Regions from separate parts of the Homo sapiens genome. Here region 2 is linked to region 1. The links are chromatin loops, found by intact Hi-C in ENCODE. Cell type or tissue: spleen. All regions are shown on one strand. Links, peaks and the distances in the headings refer to the core of each region. The heading gives the core; the rest is flanking DNA. Region 1 overlaps ERAP2 (endoplasmic reticulum aminopeptidase 2). Region 2 overlaps CAST (calpastatin).

What was found. A loop is a pair of places that touch in the nucleus more often than their neighbours do. Peaks named below come from ENCODE experiments on the same cell type or tissue, not always from the same donor. Only the 100,000 strongest peaks of a DNase experiment are listed, where the experiment ranks them.
Region 2: it touches region 1 in a loop (2.5-fold over the local background); 3 of 110 quality-filtered maps call a loop at or near these places.

The regions. Positions count from the first base shown.
Region 1 is chr5:96,901,474-96,912,892 of GRCh38, forward strand. It overlaps ERAP2 (endoplasmic reticulum aminopeptidase 2), which reads left to right. Exons shown (of 19, transcript NM_022350.5): 11 at 33-208; 12 at 801-880; 13 at 1,904-2,087; 14 at 7,488-7,644; 15 at 8,107-8,291; 16 at 11,164-11,325. It also overlaps a transcript of ERAP1 not described here. Among named protein-coding and RNA genes, the nearest start is that of LNPEP, 29 kb to the right of the region's middle. In spleen, for the core only: no CTCF peak of the experiment used is centred there; no DNase peak of the experiment used is centred there; H3K27ac peaks cover 655 bases.
Region 2 is chr5:96,769,724-96,781,142 of GRCh38, forward strand. It overlaps CAST (calpastatin), which reads left to right. Exons shown (of 32, transcript NM_001750.7): 30 at 808-879; 31 at 1,921-1,979; 32 at 2,917-4,960. The coding sequence ends at 1,956. ERAP1 (endoplasmic reticulum aminopeptidase 1) reads right to left here. Exons shown (of 19, transcript NM_001040458.3): 17 at 11,335-11,419; 18 at 10,700-10,781; 19 at 4,761-6,828. The coding sequence ends at 6,673. Among named protein-coding and RNA genes, the nearest start is that of ERAP1, 33 kb to the right of the region's middle. RefSeq lists an enhancer at 10,649-11,419. In spleen, for the core only: no CTCF peak of the experiment used is centred there; no DNase peak of the experiment used is centred there; H3K27ac peaks cover 697 bases.

The DNA.
Region 1 (11,419 bases), core at 499-8,498:
TCTTGAGTTATCATAGTCACCTGTCATTTCAGCTCGCCTTTCTGGGGGAAAATGCAGAGGTCAAAGAGATGATGACTACATGGACTCTCCAGAAAGGAATCCCCCTGCTGGTGGTTAAACAAGACGGGTGTTCACTCCGACTGCAACAGGAGCGCTTCCTCCAGGGGGTTTTCCAGGAAGACCCTGAATGGAGGGCCCTGCAGGAGAGGTGGCTGCTTTTCTTCTTTAGGTCTAGCTTACCTCATCTCAGTTTCCTCGTTATTTCCTTAGCTTTCTCTCAGCTCATCTGGCAACTTTGTAGGATGCTAGTTCCATATAAGAATCAAAGGCCTAAAGTAGACTTGATAAGATTTAAAGAGCTTCATATAACCCGGACTTCTTTGTTCAGGAGCACCATTCTTAGTGATTCCATCAGCCTTGAGAACTTCAGTTCTTGGTTTAGTTATTTGAATCAGCATCAGGCTGGCAGTTTTTGAAAATGTGAAAGGAATATTGGATTTTCTTTCCCATACAAACAGCAGAAATTGTTATGGTATGAGATTAGGACAGCAAATGACACAAGTATTTGTGGCAGAGTTCAACTAGGTAGATATGGCTGCTCCTTTATAATTATCATGGAATAATTTTTTGCATACTTAAGGATATGCTAGTCTTAGCCTATAAAATTTATAAGACCACTTGTGGGTAGTATGAAGGATGATGGGTACTTAGGTGCCTTTTACAGTCTGTCTGAGTCTGACAATGTGAAAAATCACAGCAGCATTCTTTTGGTCTGTAACTATCTTTACTCTCTGTCATAGGTACCTGTGGCATATCCCATTGACCTACTCCACGAGTTCTTCTAATGTGATCCACAGACACATTCTAAAATCAAAGACAGGTAATGAACTAATTAGCCAAACAGGTATTTCAATGTGGAAATTAAACATGTGTTGAGCTATTTGAAGGAACGATACAATAAGTAAATCTAACAATAAAAGATTTATATTTGAGGGAAGTTGTCATTTATCCATATGTTACTAAAATAACTCTTTTAGTAAGAAAATCTGGATTTTTCATTCAGTGGGAAGTTCTCTTGCGCTTTTATCATTTAGAGACAGATTATTTACATCAAGAAATAACAGAAATCTATCTTATGTCTTATAATACCCACTAATCTATTTTTACAGGTTATGGATAAGGCAAAAAATGTTCAGTGGAAAAAAGCACATACTTTAAAATTGATTGCTTCTGGATTCAAGTCCTCACTCTCTCACTTATTAGATGTGTGACCTTAAGAAAATGTACACACTCATCCTGAGCTTCAATTTTTTCATCTTATGTTGAATAAAGACTAAACCTCACAGAGTTGTTGAGAGAATATTATAATGTAATTTTACCCTCTAGTATAATATATGCCACATTAAAAATACATAGTATAATTTTAATTTTCTTCTAAACACTTTAATAAAATTTGAGAGGTTTTCCGTCACAAAGTCATGCTTAACCTGGAGTCCTTCTTTACTAAAATGAACAAATGGATCACCTATTTACACATACATATTTCAATGACTAGTGACTAAACCTTGAGACAAGGACATCATCAAATTAAGCCAAATTCCCGTCATGCTAGTCATCTGGCTCACTGGGCCCTTCCTTGCATGTCTCTTAGACCTGCATAGACAATTTTTTAGAACAAATTCAGCAGTCTTATTCCTATGAATTAACTTATTTATTAATTTAATAAGACCATCTTTCCAAAAGAAATCATCCAGTGAACTACGAAAATGAATATCATTATGACTCTCCCCAAACTTCATCTTCCCATTGATTTATAAGTAATTTGATTAAAAATAACAGTTCTGGAGATGTTCTGAATAAGTTTGTTGATAATAAAATGCCTATGCCAATCTTATCCTCTTAGATACTCTGGATCTACCTGAAAAGACCAGTTGGGTGAAATTTAATGTGGACTCAAATGGTTACTACATCGTTCACTATGAGGGTCATGGATGGGACCAACTCATTACACAGCTGAATCAGAACCACACACTTCTCAGACCTAAGGACAGAGTAGGTCTGATTCATGATGTGTTTCAGCTAGTTGGGTAAGGCAACATTTCCTCTGACTTCATGCAAAATAACTGATTCGTAACCAGATATGCTAGACTTCAATATTGAATGTTCAACATTGGTCATTGATTTAATATGGATTTGAATGGAATTCAAACAGTGATCACTAGGCCAAAGACTACCCACTAATAACGTATTTTGACCCACACAGTGTTTATAATTGTAATCCAATATTTTAAAATGTGGAGAACTTTACCTAAAAATCCTGACCTCTGGAATCTCTTAAAAATGATATTTGGCAACTGTGGGTCTTTATCCTGTGGGCCACAGGATAGCTATAAAGGAGAGTGCAGTGGGCCAAACTCTCTTTAGGCCAGGCCTACTTTCTCCCAAGCACCAAAGTCCCAAATGGCCTGTTTCATTCACTTAGTGTGGACTCTCTAAGTATTTGAGCTTTCGACCCCACATTTAAAATGTATTTATGTTATTAGCTGCTACACCAAATACCGGTGTAATCTCTTAAGGAAAAGTACAAATATAGTCTTAACTTTTATAATTTTAAATGGGTTGTTATGAAATCTATTCATTACTTACACTGGAGAAATTAGTATGACGTTTGTAGGGAAATGAAGTAATAAATGGCTGTTTGCATTCATTCCTCTCTAGACTTTCCTGGAAGGACAAAGTGTTTTCTTTCTTTTTCTATGTATCATGAACAGAATAATGTGTGGAATGAATCAGGTCACAAGATCACCAATGGCTGGAGGGAATTGAGGACCAGGAAGTATATTGTGCATTGCAAGCTTTCCCTATTCTGAGAATTACTGTGATGCACTCACTTTACTCAATGTGACATATAATTTTCTTTCAGGAGCTTATTTAGGTCAAATTGAGTGAAAGTGACCAGCAGGACATCTCTGAGACAAAGTTTCTCGGTACACTAAAATCCTCTAGTTAGAAAGAAAAGAGGAAGTGAGGCTTAATCCTCAGTCCCGTGGGTCTCAGGAACATCTTGGAGGCATAGCTCATTGGAGGCCAAAATTAGGAAAAACACCATCCTACATATGAGTGAATGCATGAAAGGTGAGCTAAGAAGCAAGCTATTGCTAGTTGAAGGAGGTTTGCCTGCTCAAAGGAGAAGCTCTGAGTAGATTGAAGAGAAGATAGATTAACAATGCAAGACTTGGAAAAAATGGAGAATATTGACAATTCAGCAAATTAATCTTTTAGGTAGTTGTGAAATCTTTTTTGCTGTTTCTAGCCTATCCACTTAGATTGTCTAAATTTAGTAGGAGGAAATTTGCAGTTATTGATGCATTGGTGGAAAACTAATCATCTTTTCTTCACTAAGTAGACAGATTAATGAAGTTAAGAATACAAATTTTATATGAAAATTTCAAGAAGATTTCAGGTATTACCTCTTCACTTACTAATTTTTTGAGCTTGGACAAGTTTTGTTTTTTTAACCTTTTTAAGCCTAAATTTTCCAGTCTTTAAAACTTTATTACTAATAATATCCGATATACAAGGTTTGGAGGATTGCATAGGTAATGAAGATAAAGCAGTAAGTGCAGTACTTACTCAATAAATGTCAGCTGTTAACATTATTAGTATTATCTAATACAAATTATTTGAAATGTCATGACATGAATAGGAGGAGGAGATGACAACATAGAAAAGTACACTTCAAATAATGTGAAGTTGAGAAAAAGGCAGAATGTAAGTCTGTGTATTATTATGTTTGTTTGCAACTACAAATGAAAAAAATAAGTGCGAAGGGGAAACAAAAACCTGAAGGAATTATTTCAAAATGCTATTGTTGAGTGTGTAGGGTATTGAAATTATGAGCCTTCTCTAATTTCTGGTTGTTTTGTAATTATGAGTCTAATTTCTAGTTGTTCTGAAATTTGTTTATATTTACTTATATTACATTTATAACAAAAGTAATTGTATAAGAAAACAATTTAAAGCTCTCATAATAGATAAAAATAAATAATTTTTACTTGCTGTTCTTTCTCAATACTATAAACCACTTTCCTCCCTGCTTTATGAAACTTCAATTTAAGAATTAAAGGAGGCCCGGCACAGTGGCTCATGCCTGTAACCCTACCATTTTGGGAGGCTGAAGCAGGCAGATCACTTGAAGCCAGGAGTTTGAGATCAGCCTGGGCAACATAGTGAAACCCCATCTCTACTAAAAATAAAAAAATTAGCCCAGTGTGGTGGTGTACGCCTGTAATCCCAGCTACTTGGGTGGCTGAGGCACATGAATCGCTTGAACCCAGAAGATCACGCCACTGAACTCCAGCCTGGGTGACCGAATAATACTCTGTCTCAAAAAACAAACAAACAAAAAAGAATCAAAGGAACCAATAGTGATCACATTTAGTTTGGAGAGATAATTTTTTTTTCTTTTTAATTTTTTTTTTTTTTTGTAGAGACAGGGTCTCCCTATATTGTACAGGCTGATATTGAATTCCTGGCCTCAAGCACTTCTGCTCAGCCTCGCAAATTGCTCAGTTTACAGGCATGAGCCACCACACCCAGTGTAAATCAATCTTTACAAGAGGTGATACTATTTAGTTCTTTAGTGGACAAGACATTGTCATCCAAGGGCTGTCTCCAGAGCCATTCTCTTAACCACGACACGACACTGTCTCTTTTTTTTTTCTTCCTCCCCCTCCTCCTCCTCTTCCTTCTCCTCCTCCTCTTCCTCTTCCTCTTCTACTTCTTCCTCTTCTTCTTCTTCAAGGGCTTTGCTCTTCTTCTTCAAGGGCTTTACTCAGGCTGCAGTGCAGTGGTGCGATCATGGCTCACTGCAGCCTCAACCTCCTGGGCTCAAGCGATCCTCCCACCTCAGCCTCCTGAGTAGCTGGGACTACAGGCACACACCACCATGCCCAACCAATTTTTAAATTTTTTGGCAGAGATGGCGTCTGCCTATGTTGTCCAGGCTGGTCTCAAACTTCTGGGCTCAAGCAATCCTCCTGCCTCGGCTTCCCCAATTGCTGGGATTACAGGTGTGAGCCACTGCACCCAGAATGGAGAGAGAATTTGATGCAAGAATTGATATTTATTTTAGTTCGGTTTTCATACATTTTAAATGTAATTTAAAGACAGGGGTCTTGGATAAGTTGAGTGGAATTGAAATGACAACTTCAATTTGCCTATAGAAAAAGCTATATTTGTTTCTTTTAGTCCCACACCTTAAAGAGAAAACCCCACATTGGGCGCAGTGGCTCACGCCTGTAATCCCAGTACTTCGTGAGGCCAAGGCGGGTGGATCACCTGAGGTCAGGAGTTCAAGACCAGCCTGGCCAACATGTTGAAACCCCGTCTCTACTAAAATTATAAAAATTAGCTGGGCATGGTGGTGTGTGCCTTCCCAGCTACTTGGGAGGCTGAGGCAGGAGAATCGCTTGAACCCGGGAGGCAGAGGTTGCAGTGAGCCAAGATTGTGCCATTGCACTCCAGCCTGGGCAACAGGAGTGAAACTCCATCTCAAAAACAAAACAAAACAAAACAAAACAGAAAACCCAAATTGGTGCTTCAAGAATATGATGTTATTTCTCAAAGGTACAATCTAGCTGAAATCATATACAAGTAAGTAGGTGTGGACTTTTACTGTTGAGCTAAGGTTTATGTTTATATATGTTTTATTCTTTAAGCTAAACAAACATTCAGATAACATTCTATGCATTTTTTGAAGCATAGGGTTAGTAATGAGGACTTAGATTTTTTAATTAAACAACTCAGTAACTATATAAAAAGAAAAGGAGTCCCTTATGAATAAATATTAAAATTAAAAGAAATAGGCAACTATAAAAGTAAGTATTTTTAATAATGGCATTGATTTTAGTAAGAAATCAATTAGGCTGGGCTGGAAAGAAAAACTGGCTTAATATAAAGTAGTTTTAATATGTCAAATATTCTTCTTAAAATTGTGGCCCTGGAATATCATTTCTGCCTATTGCTGATGCTAAGGTATCAACTGTGCCAGGTATTGTGCTGCTCACACAGGTGGGAAGGAGTAGCAACATTTTGTGGATTTTTTTTTTTTTAATACGGCAGACTAGCCGGGCCAGGTGGCTCATGCCTGTAATCCCAGCATTTTGGGAGGCCGAGGCGGGTGGATCACCTGAGGTCAGGAGTTCAAGACCAGCCTGGCCAACATGGTGAAATCCCGTCTCTACTAATACTACAAAAAATTAGCTGGGCATGGTGGCACATGGCTATAATCCCAGCTACTCAGGAGGCTGAGGCAGGAGAATTGCTTGAACCCAGGAGGCAGAGGTTGCAGTGAGCTGAGATTATGCCATTGTACTCCAGCCTGGGTGACAAGAGCAAAACTCTGTCTCAAAAAAAAAAAATATATATATATGGCAGACCACAGAATCATGGAGTATATGGTCCAGCCTTCCGTCTTCAGGTGAAATTTTTGAAAAAAATTTCCATAAGTCTGTTTTAAAGCAGCAAGTCATCGTGATTGAGAAGATTAAAGGGACAACAAAAGTTGGTTCTTTTTCATTTCCTTCTGGTCTCTGTTCCCTCTTTTTAGACAGGAATTTAAAACATGTATAAGCCCAGAAGAGGTAGAGCACTATGTTAATGATAAGCCCAGAGGAGACACCCTTTGTTCTGGAATCAGTTTCCACATCACACGATTGTGTTATTCTGGGAGTTGGGTGTTCACAAGAATGGCTTATAGACTCTGTGTGCAACATAGCCTCCCAGAAACACACCTGAGGAGCACTTTCCAATAGTGAGGTTATAATCGTTCGTTTCCTCTACAGAAGATGCCCCAGCATTTTGTACTTAGAATAATAAACCTGTTATTTATTCTTCTCACTAGAAGAAAACGTAGAGAAGGCATGTAACTTTAGAATCTAAAAGATGAAAATACTTGTTTTGTCCTATTCACAATGATTACCGCTTCTCTGATAGGATTAAGGACAAACATCAAAGAAAAACAAGACATGGCACCTGTCCTCAAAGTTCCCAATGTACTTGGAGAAACAAGTCAAACCCACACATGAAGCAATTAGAGAATGAAATCATGTGTAAAAAGTTTGATATTATTTGGTACTAAATGTTAATATTGGCTAATATTTATTTCATTTATTAACCTTTTGCTATGTGGTAGACATTATTCTAAATGCTTTTTAAAATATTAGGTCATTAATCCTCACAACAAGCCTATGAGGAAGATAGTATTATTATCCCCATTGTATAAAGAAGGCAATAGGTCCAGAGAGGTTTGGTAATTTGTCCAAGATTACTCAGCTAGTCAGTGGCAGAGCTAAGATTTAAACTGAATGGCCCAGCTATAATGACCTACTTCTGTTATTGTTCTCTATTTCATATTTGTTTTAATGTTAAAAATATTAAAAACTATAAGATATGCACAAACCACTGACATTTGTTTTATACTTCAGTGCAGGGAGACTGACCCTAGACAAAGCTCTTGACATGACTTACTACCTCCAACATGAAACAAGCAGCCCCGCACTTCTCGAAGGTCTGAGTTACTTGGAATCGTTTTACCACATGATGGACAGAAGGAATATTTCAGATATCTCTGAAAACCTCAAGGTTTGTGTTGCTTTTAGAAAATGTATTAAGTAAATACACAGTGTCTGGAGTATCAGTCAGGCTCAGTTTGTTTTGTGTGAAGTCCTTGAGGTTAAATCTGGAGCAGCTCGGGGGACTGACTGATAGCATGTAATGGTCAATGACCCTTGTTCTTTACCATTGCCAATCCTAAGAGCTAGATACCAGGATCATGTGCAAAACATCTCTACTAAAGGTGATTTTATTTTATATCCATTGATATTCCCCTTTCAGATAGGAAATTAAACCATGTTTAAATGCAAAAACTGTTTCCTAAGTATGGTGGGTAACAGCCAGAAAAAGATAAGAGAAATACGAAGATACACTGTTTGGGGAAAGATTGGGAAAGATGCAGAAAGTTTAGAGTTGAGCCCTTTAGATGGGCAAGAACTGTGTTAAGGACTAAATTTAGCCTCTCTGTTAACCATCTCATATTTTCTGCAGCGTTACCTTCTTCAGTATTTTAAGCCAGTGATTGACAGGCAAAGCTGGAGTGACAAGGGCTCAGTCTGGGACAGGATGCTCCGCTCGGCTCTCTTGAAGCTGGCCTGTGACCTGAACCATGCTCCTTGCATCCAGAAAGCTGCTGAACTCTTCTCCCAGTGGATGGAATCCAGTGGAAAATTAAAGTAGATGTAGACTTCTGTCCTACCCTTTGTTCTTTTCTCTTTGATGTAAAAGTCTTTGATCAAGCAAGACATTAGGTCTAAAACCTTTTAGTGAGGATAGAAAAAAAAACATGCTGGGCATTACAAACCCTGTTTCATGCTCTCACATTGTAAGTGCTATGTATGGAGACTAGTACAATCTCTACCATGAAATGTAATGGTGTCCATTATTCCGGTGCTGGCTGGATGCAGTGGCCCACGCCTATAATCCCAGCACTTTGGGAGGCCAAGGAGGGTGAATCACTGAGGTCAGGAGTTCAAGACCAGCCTGGCCAACATAGTGAAGCCCTGTCTGCACTAAAAATGCAAAAATTAGCCAAGTGTGGTGGTGCACGCTTGTAATCCCAGCTACTTCGGAGGCTGAGGTGGGAGAATTGCTTGAACCTGGGAAGCAGAAGTTGCCGTGAGCCAAGATCACTTCACTGCACTGCAGTCTGGGCAACAGAGAAAGGCCCTGTCTCAAAAAAAAAAAAAAAACTTTTCCTGTGCCAAATTATTATAAGATGGTATCATAACTTCTCTCGCTATAACTAAATCTGTGAGCTTTTTGAAATCCTTTCTTGAATTCTTCTTTTTAAAAAAGTAATTCAAGTTTTCTTCTTTTTGGACTTTTTTTCCTTGTTGGGATTCAAGCCTGAAATCAGTTTTAGAAAAAAAAAAACTTAAAAAAAAACCTTTTAAATCTATTATTCTCTTCTTTTTGTTTCTGTTTCAATGGGTTGTATGAGTGAAGCTAAAATGTAAACATCCTACTGCCCTATACAAAATAGAATACTATTATTTCATCTTTATGCTAGTTACAAGAAAGATAATCTTAACCTGCAGTAACCTACCTACAGTAGATATAAGTGTTCAACATGTTGAATATACCTATGAAAATATTCTAGGTAAACTTATTTATGCTCACAATCAAAAATATGTGATTAAATATTGTTGGTTTTTTCTAAACTCCAAGATTGCTAGTATGAATTTTAATGAAGAATTTCTTTACATAGATTAATTGATTACTTCATTCATTTGTGGATTTGAAATGTAACTAGTTGCACATTTCCTTTATGCCAGCCAGGTATTGCTGTAGGAGCTAAGGATAAAGAGGTGAACAAAACAACCATGTGGCCTACCTTCAAGAAGCTTACAATGTGTTTGTTACCAATTGTTATAAAGTTGTTCAGCAAAATACACTAAAATGAAAACAATATGTATTATAATTATTTGATCTTTATTATATTATTCAAATGTCACTTGGGGTATTTAAGTACATATAGTATAGAGGAAGTAGCCAAAGCATTAGAATCATAGGGTTAAATCCCATCTGCAAATGGCAAATTATGTCATCTTGTGCAAGTTACTTAACTTTTCTGAGATTTATTTCCGCTTAAAAAAATCAGGATAATAACTATCTCAGAGGGTAGCTTTTGACAGTTAAATAAGAGGTATGGAGACTAGTACAATCTCTACCATATGGTCACTTTGTGACAAATGCAAATTTCTGGCTCCCTCCTCAATGCTCTGTGTTGTGTTTTTTCTGAGACATCAATAACAGTTCTTATTGATCCGTTGACATTTGGGATTAAAAAGTCATATGCCCACTTAGAATAAAAACTGGTTAATGTCCTCAAGATAATAAAAATCAAAATAGTGGTGTCTTTTGTAGAAGGACAGAAAATCATGTCACTGCATCTTAACAGTTTTAAAAAATTATAAAATAACTAGACACTAATGAATTGTACCAAATTAAGACTCTCTAGGCCTAGAGAGTCAGATGACTCCCAGACAGGCCTCAGAAAATGCTCTCAACTAGGCCAAGTGCCGTAGCTCATGCCTGTAAGGCCAAGGGGTAAGAAGATCACTTGAGCCCAGGAATTTGAGACCAGCCTTGTCAACATAGTGAGAGCCCATCTCTACAAAAAAATTTAAAAATTAGCCGGGCATGGTGCTATGTGCCTATAATCACAGCTGCTCAGGAGGCTGAGGCAAGAGGATTGTGCAGGAGGCTGAGGCTACAGTGAGCCATGATCACGCCACTGCACTCCAACCTGAACAACAGAGTAAGACCCTGTCTCAAAAAAAAAAAAAAAGAAAGAAAGAAAGAAAAGAAAAAAATGGCCGGGCGCGGTGGCTCACGCCTGTAATCCCAGCACTTTGGGAGGCTGAGGCGGGCGGATCACGAGGTCAGGAAATCGAGACCATCCTGGCTAACACGGTGTAACCCCGTCTCTACTAAAAATACAAAAAAATTAGCCGGGCGCGGTGGCGGGCGCCTGTAGTCCCAGCTACTCGGGAGGCTGAGGCAGGAGAATGGTGTGAACCCCGGGGGGCGGAGCCTGCAGTGAGCCCAGATCGCGCCACTGCACTCCAGCTTGGGCGACAGTGAGACTCCACCTCAAAAAAAAAAAAAAAAGAAAAGAAAAGAAAAAAATGCCTTCAACTTGGTGATAAAAAAGCATCAAGTAATCATCTTTAAAAAAAAAATCTTATAGCACCAATAGTGGCCACTAAATGATAGAATTTATATAAACCAGTAGTTTTGTATTTCAGAAAGCTTTTATATTTGTTGATTACATCAACTTTCTATTTTCACCTCAGAGTAGGTTAAAATTTTATGCTTATTTTCTTGCTAACATTTTATCATCAGTAGGAGATAAAACACAAATAATTTGCAGAGTAAAAGCACATAAAATATTTTTATAAGAGTTCGGCAGAGAAAAAGATTTAATACATTGAGTACTGAAAGCAGTTCAGAGATTATTGTGTTATAGGACTTAAAATTGTCATAAGAAAAAAGTTTTTCTTTCATAAAACTTTTTCTTCATTTTTATGCTTGATATTACAGTATACCAACAGATGTTTTAAAGATTGTGTATTCTGTGGGTGCTCAGACAACAGCAGGATGGAATTACCTTTTAGAGCAATATGAACTGTCAATGTCAAGTGCTGAACAAAACAAAATTCTGTATGCTTTGTCAACGAGCAAGCATCAGGAAAAGTTACTGAAGTAAGTTCAATAATTTAACTAAATTGTTATAAGTAAACTGACACAAATTCAGTGAAGTCACTAAAACTTCAGCCACCAGTTTTAAAGGCATAAG
Region 2 (11,419 bases), core at 1,964-9,963, 130 kb before region 1:
TATCTCTGTTTCCTCCTCCTGTTCCCTACCATGGTCGCCATGTTTTATTCTCTGTGTTTTTGAGCTTTTTCTTTTATATATATTCTACATATAAGTGAAATCACTTTTCTTTCTGTGTCTGGCTTATATCATCTAGTATAAGGTCTTCCAGGTCCATCCATGTTGTGACAAATAGTAGGATATCGTTTTTTAAGGCTGAATAATATTCCATTATGTATATATACATGACATTTTCTTTATCCATTCATCAACAACTAGGTTGTTCCATATCTTGGCTATTGTGAGTAATGTTGCAGTGAATATGGGAGTGCAGATATCTTTATAAGGTGATAATTTCATCTCCTTTGGGTATATACCCAGAAGAGGGATTACTGGGTCATACAGTAGTTCTACTTTTAATTTCTTTAGGAACCTATATACTGTTTTCCATCATAGCCCATACCAATCTACATCCCCACTGACAGTGTACTAGGGTTCCCTTTTCTCCACACCCTTGCCGACATTTATTATCTATTGACAAGCTCTGTTTTGATTAGCAAAATAAGGTCTGGGTGAGTCAGGCACCACGGGAATTAGAGCATCAATGTCACCCACATTTCCCTCCTTATTTCTATCCTTTTTCCCTCCTGCTTTAAACAATTCTCTGACACCGTTGTTCAAAAAAAATCATGAAAAAACACCCAAAGTCTTCCATTATTTAATTAAATTGGAGATCTCAGAATGGTCTGGATTAATTTAACTGCAGCCTAGTTAATTGCTAGATGGATTGGTGATAGCCATAGCCTCATTACATTTCCTTTGCTTTAGGATAAGTGCAAGAAGGCTGCTTCCAGCTCCAAAGCACCTAAGAATGGAGGTAAAGCGAAGGATTCAGCAAAGGTAAATGGAGCAGTAAATATACTACAAATTAGTTTAGCAGTTACACAGAGTAGGGTTTATCATTTCAGTCATTTAGTTTCCTACTGGAATCTATTTAGAATAAAATTTCTTAAAGTACTATCTATCCCATAGCATCGCTTGGTAAAGTAATTGAATTTGTATAAATACATATATTTTTAAGTAACTGGTGCTTTAAAATCCTAAATGAATGTTCTTGACACAACCCAATTTGCCTGTGTTTTGCCTGTCTTTCTTGCCCTAATTAAAATACCACCATAGTATGTGGTTTATATAGATTTTAGAACATGGAAGTTGGAAACTTCCTATTATTAAAATTACTCAAGCTGTGATGAGAAATGAAAATTGGATTAGACAACTTCTAGGTCCCTTCCAATTCCAAGAACATATGATTTAAATGATTATTACTATGATCCCCTGGCTATAAGGAGGAGTTAAAGGTGTAGCTTTAAAGACAATAGTCCAGTTACACCAAAGCTTTTAAAACAATATATTAAAATCTTCCTGTAGTAGATTCCCTTAAGGGATATAGGAAACAGCATTGATAATTGGCAGTTATGCCATTATATCTCAGTTTAAATACTTATTTGCCTATTATTTAATTTCAGTTATACGAAGTACTTAATCAGCCCTTTAACAAATAATAGAAAGCATAATAACCCTTTATGATGAGTGGATTTACTGGACAGCCATGACCCTATGTACAGGAAAGGAAGGATCACCACAGAATGAAACATTGCCATTTAAGAACACCTATGCATATTTTATAACCTACCCTAGCCTTAAAAAAATAAAGCTGAGAGTGATACATTTAGGATCAGGATCACTTAAGGTTATTTTTAGCTTATAAGCTTGAGGAGGAAGAACTCACAATATTGTGGCCAGATGAAGAAGAGAAACTGAAAGGACCATCTTATTTTTCCCCACTGACTGCCATCTTTTGTCCCCTAATTCTGAGAAGGCCATCTCCTCATACTTAATACAGAAAAGAAAGCTCACGGATGGTTTTGCTTTCCCTTTTAGACAACAGAGGAAACTTCCAAGCCAAAAGATGACTAAAGAAATACAAGTTAAGGTATCTGGTAAGTTGGGTGTTTATTTGTAAATGAAGACAACTGTATCTTCTGCCAATTTATGTGTTATAGATGAGAGAAGTGAAGTCCACCTCTTGAGTAATTCATGCTCACTTTACAGTATTGGCATGAAATGCATACTGCAAGATCTACAGAGTAATTGGTCATTCTCTGAAAGCACTAAATGGGATGAGTTTGCTATTGAAATGTTTAAAAACCTTAATCTTATAATTAAAAGCTTTTAAAAATATTAGGCCAGGCACTTAGAATGACCATCTGAGGCTAGTTGAATCTTTGAAATCCAAATGCTCATTACTGCAGGTTATTGTGGCAAAGCAAAATTAGCATGTTACAACTTAGCGAAATGTCCTGAAGACATTGGCATTCCCCAGAATACCAATACATGGTGGGGTGGGGAGAAGTACCCTTTAGAGTCTGGTGGAAATTACAGGGTTTTGGGAACAAGGGCAAAGGAAAAGATTGGCCATTTTTATTTGTCATTATTTTGGAAAGTAAAGTACTGTGTTTGATTCTAATTTATAATTGCTGAAGAAACTGGACAGATTGAAGGGATTTCTGAGATCTTCAGAACTGGGCCCTTATCTTAATCTTCAGAAAGGAGAGGGCTTAATGTAAGCCTTAAAAGCATACAAGCACTTACTGACCAAAGCCTAAAAGAAATCAAAGTATAGGTTAAATCGGGTTCAGCTCTCTCACCATGATCCATGTTTATTTCCTAGGAAAAAAGGAGCTATATTAGGTAGAACTGCTCTAACATTTTTCCCAAAATTAAAAAAAATTCTATTAATCCACTTTCATGTTTACTTATAGGAAATTCCTTCTGTCTGTTATACAATGCTTTTGCTAAGTGGTATATTTACTATGTCTGTAACAAGAAAATTACATATTAAATGATTCACTGCATTTTTTATTTGAAATTTTTAAGGTATCTGCATGTAAAATCTTCAGCTGGTGGATGGTGACTTTTGAAGAACAAAAGGCTTTGGCAACAGAAAACAATTGTTCTGGGTGATTTCTAGAATGGTTTTTGTTGAGTCTCTGAACATCCTAAATATTGGTTTGTTATTCTTTTCCAGAAAGAAAATGAATTTGACTGGTTCACCTGTGTACTGAGTATTGATAAACTTTGAATTTTTTTAATTGCCTTCAATTGGGAGAGAAAGCTTTATATTTGTAAGAAATATATTTGATAAAGTTTCTTAAAGCAACACCAAAAAAACAAAAGAAAAGCTAAGTGAATTTTTGCACATTCTACACACAGTGCCTGTAAATCTCATTTGTATTTTCAGTTTGCCCTTAATTTTTTTTGTTAGTGTTTAGAAAACAATGTTTTAAACATTCTTCAGTGTTCTGATTTCTTATTACCCCCTTTCCTCTTGGGCTTTTGAACTGTATTTGATGTTGCTTTGGGATAATGTTTATAAGTCAAACATAAGATATTGTACATTGGGCACATATCTCCTCTTGGGCTGCTAATAATAAATTAATAACAGGTAACCTGGACAAACCAGGAAGCACCAAACCCCTTTTCAGTTTGAACTCTTCTTTGCCAGGTGTGAGGACTTCTGCATCTTACAGTCAGCACAGAACACACTGAGACTTGAATCAAGTCAGCAACAGAGCAAAATAAAGGTTAGATAAGTCCTTGTGTAGCAAATTTCGAGCATAAGAAATAAAATCTAATTAATTCTTAGGGTACTCATCTGACTTGAACTCTGTTGGTTTACTGTGTTAGTAAACTGTGCTTTCTATTATCTATACATAAAACCTGAGCAGCAACTGTGTCTTTAGAGCTATTGCCACATTAGCCTTTGCACTGTATAGCGTCTGGCTTTATGGAACTTAAGTTTACCAAATATAAAAAGAAACTTCTGCTTTTAAAAAAATTATATATATATATTAAATTTGAAACCTGCATTTCTCCCACAGCAATGTAAGAAGTAGGCTCTGATGTCCTACCACTTTGAATGGTTTTCTAATATCTTAATGAATAGTTCCTGAACATTGCACTGATATCATCGATTAGAATTTTGATATTTAATTTCATCTTTATTTCCTGGTAGAGAATGCAGGAAAAGATGTCAGGTACATAACATAAAACAGATTGGGAATTTATTGTTTCCAAAGGGCATGGCCTTCCTTAGCATCAGTTTGAAGCTTTTGTTATGACTTAGCTGACTTGTGGCAGCGGGGCAAGCAAAAACAATAACACTGCTTATAAATGGCACCACATCTTGTTAACCTCCCCCCCAAATACTCTCTGAAAGTCATGCACATACCTATGGGATTTTACACACCACCAGCTTAAAATGCTATGTCTCTATCCATCAGAAATAGTCATTATTCTATTTTTAAGGCAGCAACAAGAAAAGAAAAAACACTTTTCCTGAGGGATTTCTAACCATGTATCTAATCCTCCCATTTGGGCAGTATAGGTGTTTGCTTTTTTGTTTTCTTTTTTTAAGAAAAACCTTGAAACCTTTGACACTGACAGATGTGTTTGCAAGGATACGGCTTCAGTATTACTAATTTCCATGTGTATCTGGAAGTATTTTTAAATGGCATACCAAAATCCAGAAGTTTAAAGATGCCTATAAAAGTAAACAACATTTATTTAAAAAGAACTCTGAATATGCCTTCTTTTTTAATTAGAAATATCTTCGAGACTTGGGTGTTTGTTAATAACTAATAACTGGAGTAAGCTACAGGATCTAAAGCAGCCCTTTTTACAGTCTAGTTAGGAGAGAGAAAATAATTGCAAATATCCACTTAGAGGCAAAGAACAATTTTTTATTATCAAAAAGGTTTCTGCACATTGTTGTGGCAATATTGTATCTGTTTAGAAAATGGGCTTTTCCAAAAGCAAACAAAGATAGGTTCCTCAGGTGACCAAAACTGAAAATCAATATTTCCATGTTTCATTAATCAAGGCATAAAATACAATTAAAGCAAAATATTTTACATTAAAATCTTGGTTGTGTATTTTTTTAAAAGAAGGGAAATAGTTTAGTTTGGGGTGGAAATTACCAGTGATTTCTATTTTTATTAAACCATTCACTACAACAAATAAGTATAAAAATTCCAATTCCACTTTTATACCTATTTATTTGTTGTAGTGAATGGTTTAATAAATGGCAGATTTATGTCCAGAAGTCACTCTATTTTGTCGTGTATTAGGGGAACACATTTTGACATTTTTCGTACCAATCATCAATCATATTCCCTTATCTTGAAGTTTTTGCCTTATATTCAAAAAGTTCAGTTTGAATTCTCCTTTGCCAGGTGTGAGGATTTCCGCACCTTAGAGTCAGCGCAAAACACGCTGCAACTTGAATCAAGTCAGCAACAGAGCACACTATGGGTTAGATAAGTCCCTGTGTAGCAAGTTTTCAGAATAAGAAATAAAATCTAATTCTTAGGGTATTAACTGACTTGACTTGAACTCCGTTGGTTTACCATGTTAGTAAACTGTGCTTTCTATTATTATCATCTATACATAAAACCTGAGCAGCAACTGTGTGCTGAAGCAACCGTGTGTGAAGTCTTCACAAAAGAAAGAAAGACTTCAAAGCCAAAGAATGTCCTATTTGCTAATATGAGCAAATATTTTGTTTCACAATGTACTATCATTTATTGGTGACTGCAATAATTTACTGTCAGTAAATGCCAATAACTAGTTAGTTAGAAATTGTAAAGTAGGCCAAATAAGAAGCAGAGAGAGAAAAAAAATCACCTCCCTAAGAAAAGGGTTTTCCTACAGACTTGAATGCACTCTGCTTTTTCAGAAGAGATACTGTACCAGTCAGGGAAATAGATGACACTCACTCAGAATTATCTGAGGAGGGTTCTATAAAAAGATTTTTTGCAAAAGTGCGAGCACATTATGTAGAAACCACAAGTCCGCCAGGACTAGTAAAAGCCAGACTCCCACTGAGGCCACTAATCCTGAAGGGATGAGGAGGGAGCAGTTACCAAAATCCAGAGGTGGAGAAGGCTGTGTGGAAAAGAGGGTCCCCTCTCGGAGCTAAGACCCTCAGGGGAGGCCAGCCCGAGGCATCCCGCAAGGGAATCAGGGAAGAACACCTCCACCTACTACCTCCTCCGACCCCAGCTCCAGCTCTCCGGCTCCCCACTGACCAACATCCAAAGGGCAAGAAAGCTTGATGACTTGGCCTTTACAAGTCAGCCCCTGGGCATGGAGCAAGGAAGAGGGATGGGCAGCGGGTCTGGAGGGGTGAGCCGGGAGAGCTTTAACCCAGTCATCGTCCGGCTTAGTCTCAGATCCAGGTGTTCATTGTTCAGTAGTCGACTATTCAGAGTCTTTCGAGGAGACTGATGAAACAGTTTATGAATGATAAACATGGGGTACAGGGTTTTGGACACGGGTGCTTAAGCATAAACTATAAAATGAGAAGAATAAGGTACTTTATTCTTCTGTGGCAGGGAACCCAACACTTGGGTTTACGTTGCAGGGCAACACCTGTGATGAACAAAACACATGGTAGCGATAGCCCATTCATGAAAAACTAACAGCTATTCTTTTCACAGGGATAGTCAAAAAATGAGTTGAAGGGAAAAAAGTATCTCCAGTTGGAGCCAAAACAGCCATCTCTAGTTTGAAAATACACTCAACAAAATGTTGGTGATTAGAGATAACAGGAACCTGGCAAGGGAGGAATTTTTACATACGTTCAAGCTTTTCACTTTGCAGCCACACTCTGATTTTATCAAAATTCTTATCCATCCAACCGATGTTTTCTTCAATGGTTTCAATTGTCTGTTGGACACAACGGAGCTGAGAACCATTTTCTTTCAAAGAGCTGAAGAATCCTTTTACCTTGTGAGGAAAAAGTGGGTTTTAAAAAATTAATTTTATCACATTAATCAGATGTAACTTTAGTTAAAACTGAAGCCAAAATTCCAGCATTTGTCAAAATTCTATATAGAAGGCAGTCCCAGCTGTCTGAATAGGATTATGTACACATAAGCTGTATGAAATGAGCTCATGCCTCATGATGTCAAGTTCTGTTTTTTGTCTGCAGTTCTTTTGTTTATTCTCAGTTGCCAGACTTTAAAAGACTTCACTGTTTACCATTTTATAATTAAGGTTTAATTGTGTCTATTTAATGTGTTATTCTGTTCTGTTCTCACAGATGCAAACTTCGTTTTTTAAAAACATGATATCTAAAAAGCAGAATGTGCAGAGTCTTTTCTTTGCCAAGCAAAACAGTTTCCACCACGTAAGTGCTGTCTTTCTCCATGGGCCTGGCCTTGTATGTTATTATAGAAACACTGTGGGGAATGGGATTCTTAGCAAGTTATGGCGGTAAGACCCAAACCTTGCCATTTTTTTTATCCTAATCTACAATTCATGTATTGTTGTCTCAAGATAAAATCCACATAAAGTTCCCCATGATTTTAAAGAGATAAGAAACTCTTGGCTACCTCCTGAAAAATATGTTTGTTCTTGTTTCATTTGTGGGTATCTTAATTCACCCCTTGAGCTCACATGACAGATAGGCTGGCTTTGCCACAAGATTGACCATTGTGCGATTCTGTTTCACCTTAAAGGGTTATTATCCTTTTCCCATAAATTTTCACAGCATTAATCCATCAATTTTTGATTTGGTATTCAGGAAGCGAATGTAGACCATGATGTATTATTTATTCAGCATAGATTCCAGACAGCCAGTTCCTTAGAAATCCATGTCATAATACCATATTATTAGTTTGGGAATAAAGAGGGGAGTAGGAATGGGTTTTAGAAAGATCAGAATTCAATTTTAAATGATGCAGAGTTGTTTTAAAATTATATGTCAATACAGTGCAACTTTACAATGAGCAGAAGGCATGGCCTCCTGCTGTAGCAACCTGGAAAACACTTCACTCTCTACTTTAAGTTGTAGCTCAACCTACTGTTTCATACGCTCTCAGAATGCAAGATTAATTCACAGTCGATTAAAAATCACTGAGCACTACTCAACAAAGCACATCAATAATTTTACTAATTGTTCAAATCATTAATCCTAAAGGAGCTCATCATGATAGCTCCACTAAAAACAGACCTTCTACAACAGCGAAGCCAGCTGTTAACCATTACTCTTACCCTTGTCCTGACCCAAAATCATCTCTTCTGTCTTCACCTGCCTTGGAAATGCAACATCTCCACTGAATATTTGATTCAGACTTGGCTCTTTAAGAACAATTTCTGTGCAATAAGTAGCACAATACAGGGATAGGAAAACAGGTTTATCCTACTAACTTGATTTGAGCAAATGATTTAACTTCTATGGAAGCCAGTCTCCTCATTTGTAAAATGAAGAGCAGTGGTGAAGGATGTAGTTATATAATGCAGGTAAAGTGCAAAGCCCCAAACCCAGCATGTATCAGGGACTTAACCTCATCCATTTGTTCACCAATATTTACTCTGATATTTATTCATCCCTCTGCTGTAATTACTGTGCTAGACACTGAGGATGCAGCAGTGAATCAGGCAAGCATCCTCCCCTCATGGAGCTTACAGTCTTTTGGGGTATACAAGCAGTAAATATGATTACTGTAAATAAACTGCTATGAAGAAAATATGCCAGGGGTATGCTAGTAACTGAGGAGATGTGGCCTGCATTGAACAGCATGGTTTTGGGGAAGGTGATCTGAGCCGAGACCTCTCAAAGATAAAATGCCCCTTTCTAGTGAAAAGTTGGGGAATGGGCAAGCCAGGCAGAGAGAATAAAAAGTGCAGAGGCTTAAAGACAGGAGAAACATGTGGTAGCCCAGGAGCAGAAGGAGGCTGAGTGGCTACAGTGTTATGAGAGAGTAAGCCAGGAGCGCCTGTGGGAATTGGCACCAGAGAGGTCCTCAGAAGCCAGGTCTTCAAGGTCATGGACACATGGGAAGGAGGGATTTGGAATTTACTGCAAGAACAATAGGCAGGGTTTCAAGAAGCCAGGGTCAGTTATGGGCTGACTTGCAGTCTTCAATGTGGAAAATGTTTTGCTATTGGCAAAGTGGCAAGGGGGAGGCCAGTTAGGACACTATTGCAATAGGCAAGGCAAGAGATGAGAAAGGATTGAATGGGGGTAAGAGCAGAGAGAAGTGCGCAAGATCCAGTGCATGTGCTGAGGGAAGACCGGCAGGACTTGCGTAGTTAGATGTCTGGGGAAGAAAGGATTCAGGATGACTCCCGTATTTTATATGTCCGTAGTTTGCTCTCCATTATGATAACATCTCGGGCTCTTTACTTTTCATGCCCTGCTTCAGGATCTTCGCACCTGATATTTCCTCTGCACACAATACTCCTCTAGATGTTGGCATTTCCTTCGATATCTTCTCAAATGTCTCCTAATCATCCTATAAAACAGCACCAACCCTCTATCCCAATCACTCTCCTTGCCTTATTCATCTTCAGAGCATGTAACTACTTGACATTGGTTGATTTGTCTGTAATTGTCTGATTCCCACAGCAGAAATTTCAGCTCCGTGACAGCAAAGGTTTTGTCTGTCTGTTCACTGTTACAGCCCCATAACCTAAAACCATGTGTGGCATATATGTCTTGAATGAATTAATGAGAATACAAGTGAATGAATGAAATGCTTTGTTGCTATAGATCTTGTCTATAGATGACTACCTTTCTGGTCAAGGCTTTGGACATCTCTTCAGTCATCAGACAGAGTATCTCTGCTCTAGACCTCGCTGGAGTTCAAGCTTGAATTATTATATGCAAGTTAATTTTACAAGCCTGGATGAGGCTACTGAAAACTGGAAAAAAGCTACGAGACTGTAACAACCCTTCATTCTTTTTCATTTCCAAAGCTCTCTCCCCATCTCAAGCTAGAAAATAGTGTAACCAGACTACACAATGGAACCACTCCTAAAAAAATTAATATTAGCCTCTCAGCTTTTATCTAAATGTACCACAGTTTAAGAGCCTTGTAAAATTTGTTCCACAACTTTACTATAGGAAACCTTATTATAGAAGGGACACCACAGAACTCAATGGCCCACACATCAAAGTCCTCGAGTTTAGGACTGAAGAAAAGTCTGCTTTTGTAGAAAATGTGTATGCTTCATGTTCTCTTTTACCAGACAATGAGAATAACTCATACTGATTCCTCATTTTTCCTTGACTTCCAGGAATGTCTGTGATAAATTCAGGGGACAATTGCGAGAATTATCCTCAGCCATAAGTCCCTCACATGGTTATCACCTGTCCATTATGTATCTTTTTGTCCTTCATTTTAACATTTCTTTTATACATGGATCTTAAAGCTGCCTGAAATTCTTTCTGAAGGTAGATGGTTACATAATAAGTGACAGGGAACCATGAACTTGGATGGTTTATAAAGAACCTAGATTCCGGACCTGCCTCTTTAGCAACAGCTGGATGACCACTTCAGTCATTTATACCTCAGTGCCCACTTTTAACATCCTTAAACAAGGACTAATTGTCTCAAGTAATTTTCTTCAAGTCCTAAGGTTTTTACTGGCAGAGCTAAGACCTCTTAACGTGTCTGAGAAGAGGCACAGTTTTCACTAGTTTAATTGCAACTGATTTATGCTGCTGTCAACACCATAGCATCCAAAAATAACTTCTAAATGACAATCCATTTCTAACTCACCACACCCTCAAAGTATTTTGTCTACCCCATATTAATTAGCTAATTTTCATTTATGTTTAAAAATATATATATAGATTTTTTTTTTTTACCTCTTCAAGCCGTGTTCTTGTGGAGAATTGATTTGTTGTACCCATTACCATGTGGGCTATGGAAGATGAGCCAAGTTCAAACCTAGAGAGGGAAATATTCAAAAACGGGTTGTGAAATACTTATTCATTTAACATATATTTTAAGGGCCTCCTATATATAATAGCTTTCAGCTAAAAACTGATCGGTGTGAAAAATACAAAATATGATGTCTATCCAATGGGTTAAGATCTAGCTGTAAAGAATAATACACACCAACAGCCTAATAAAAGGTTAAGTATCCAACAGAAAATGACAGAAGCAGGAAATGCTATAAGAGTTAGACAAAGACAGATGTGAACAAGCAAATGTGTTCATGGAAGGCCTGGGCTGAACTGTGAGGAGGAAGGCTTCAGATATGTCCATGGGCTCAGGAAGGGGTTATGCCAGATGGAATGGAAAACATCCCTGTCCAGATTCACTAGTTAGCACTGAAGTCCAGTTTTATGTTTTCTACAAATATTTTAGGTATTTCTACTGCCTATCTTCAATCAAAAAGTACCTTTAGACTGTTACTGTTCTTTTACAAACAGCAAGGCTAAAACACAGTAAGGTTATGAACTTATCCAGTCACAGCACAATTTTTGGCACCACTTACTTTTGTACAAGTTTGTTCCAGTTTTTCCTCAGAAATTGCCAGGCCAGTGGGTATCCTACTGGGTTCCTGCCAATGAGTGTAAGAA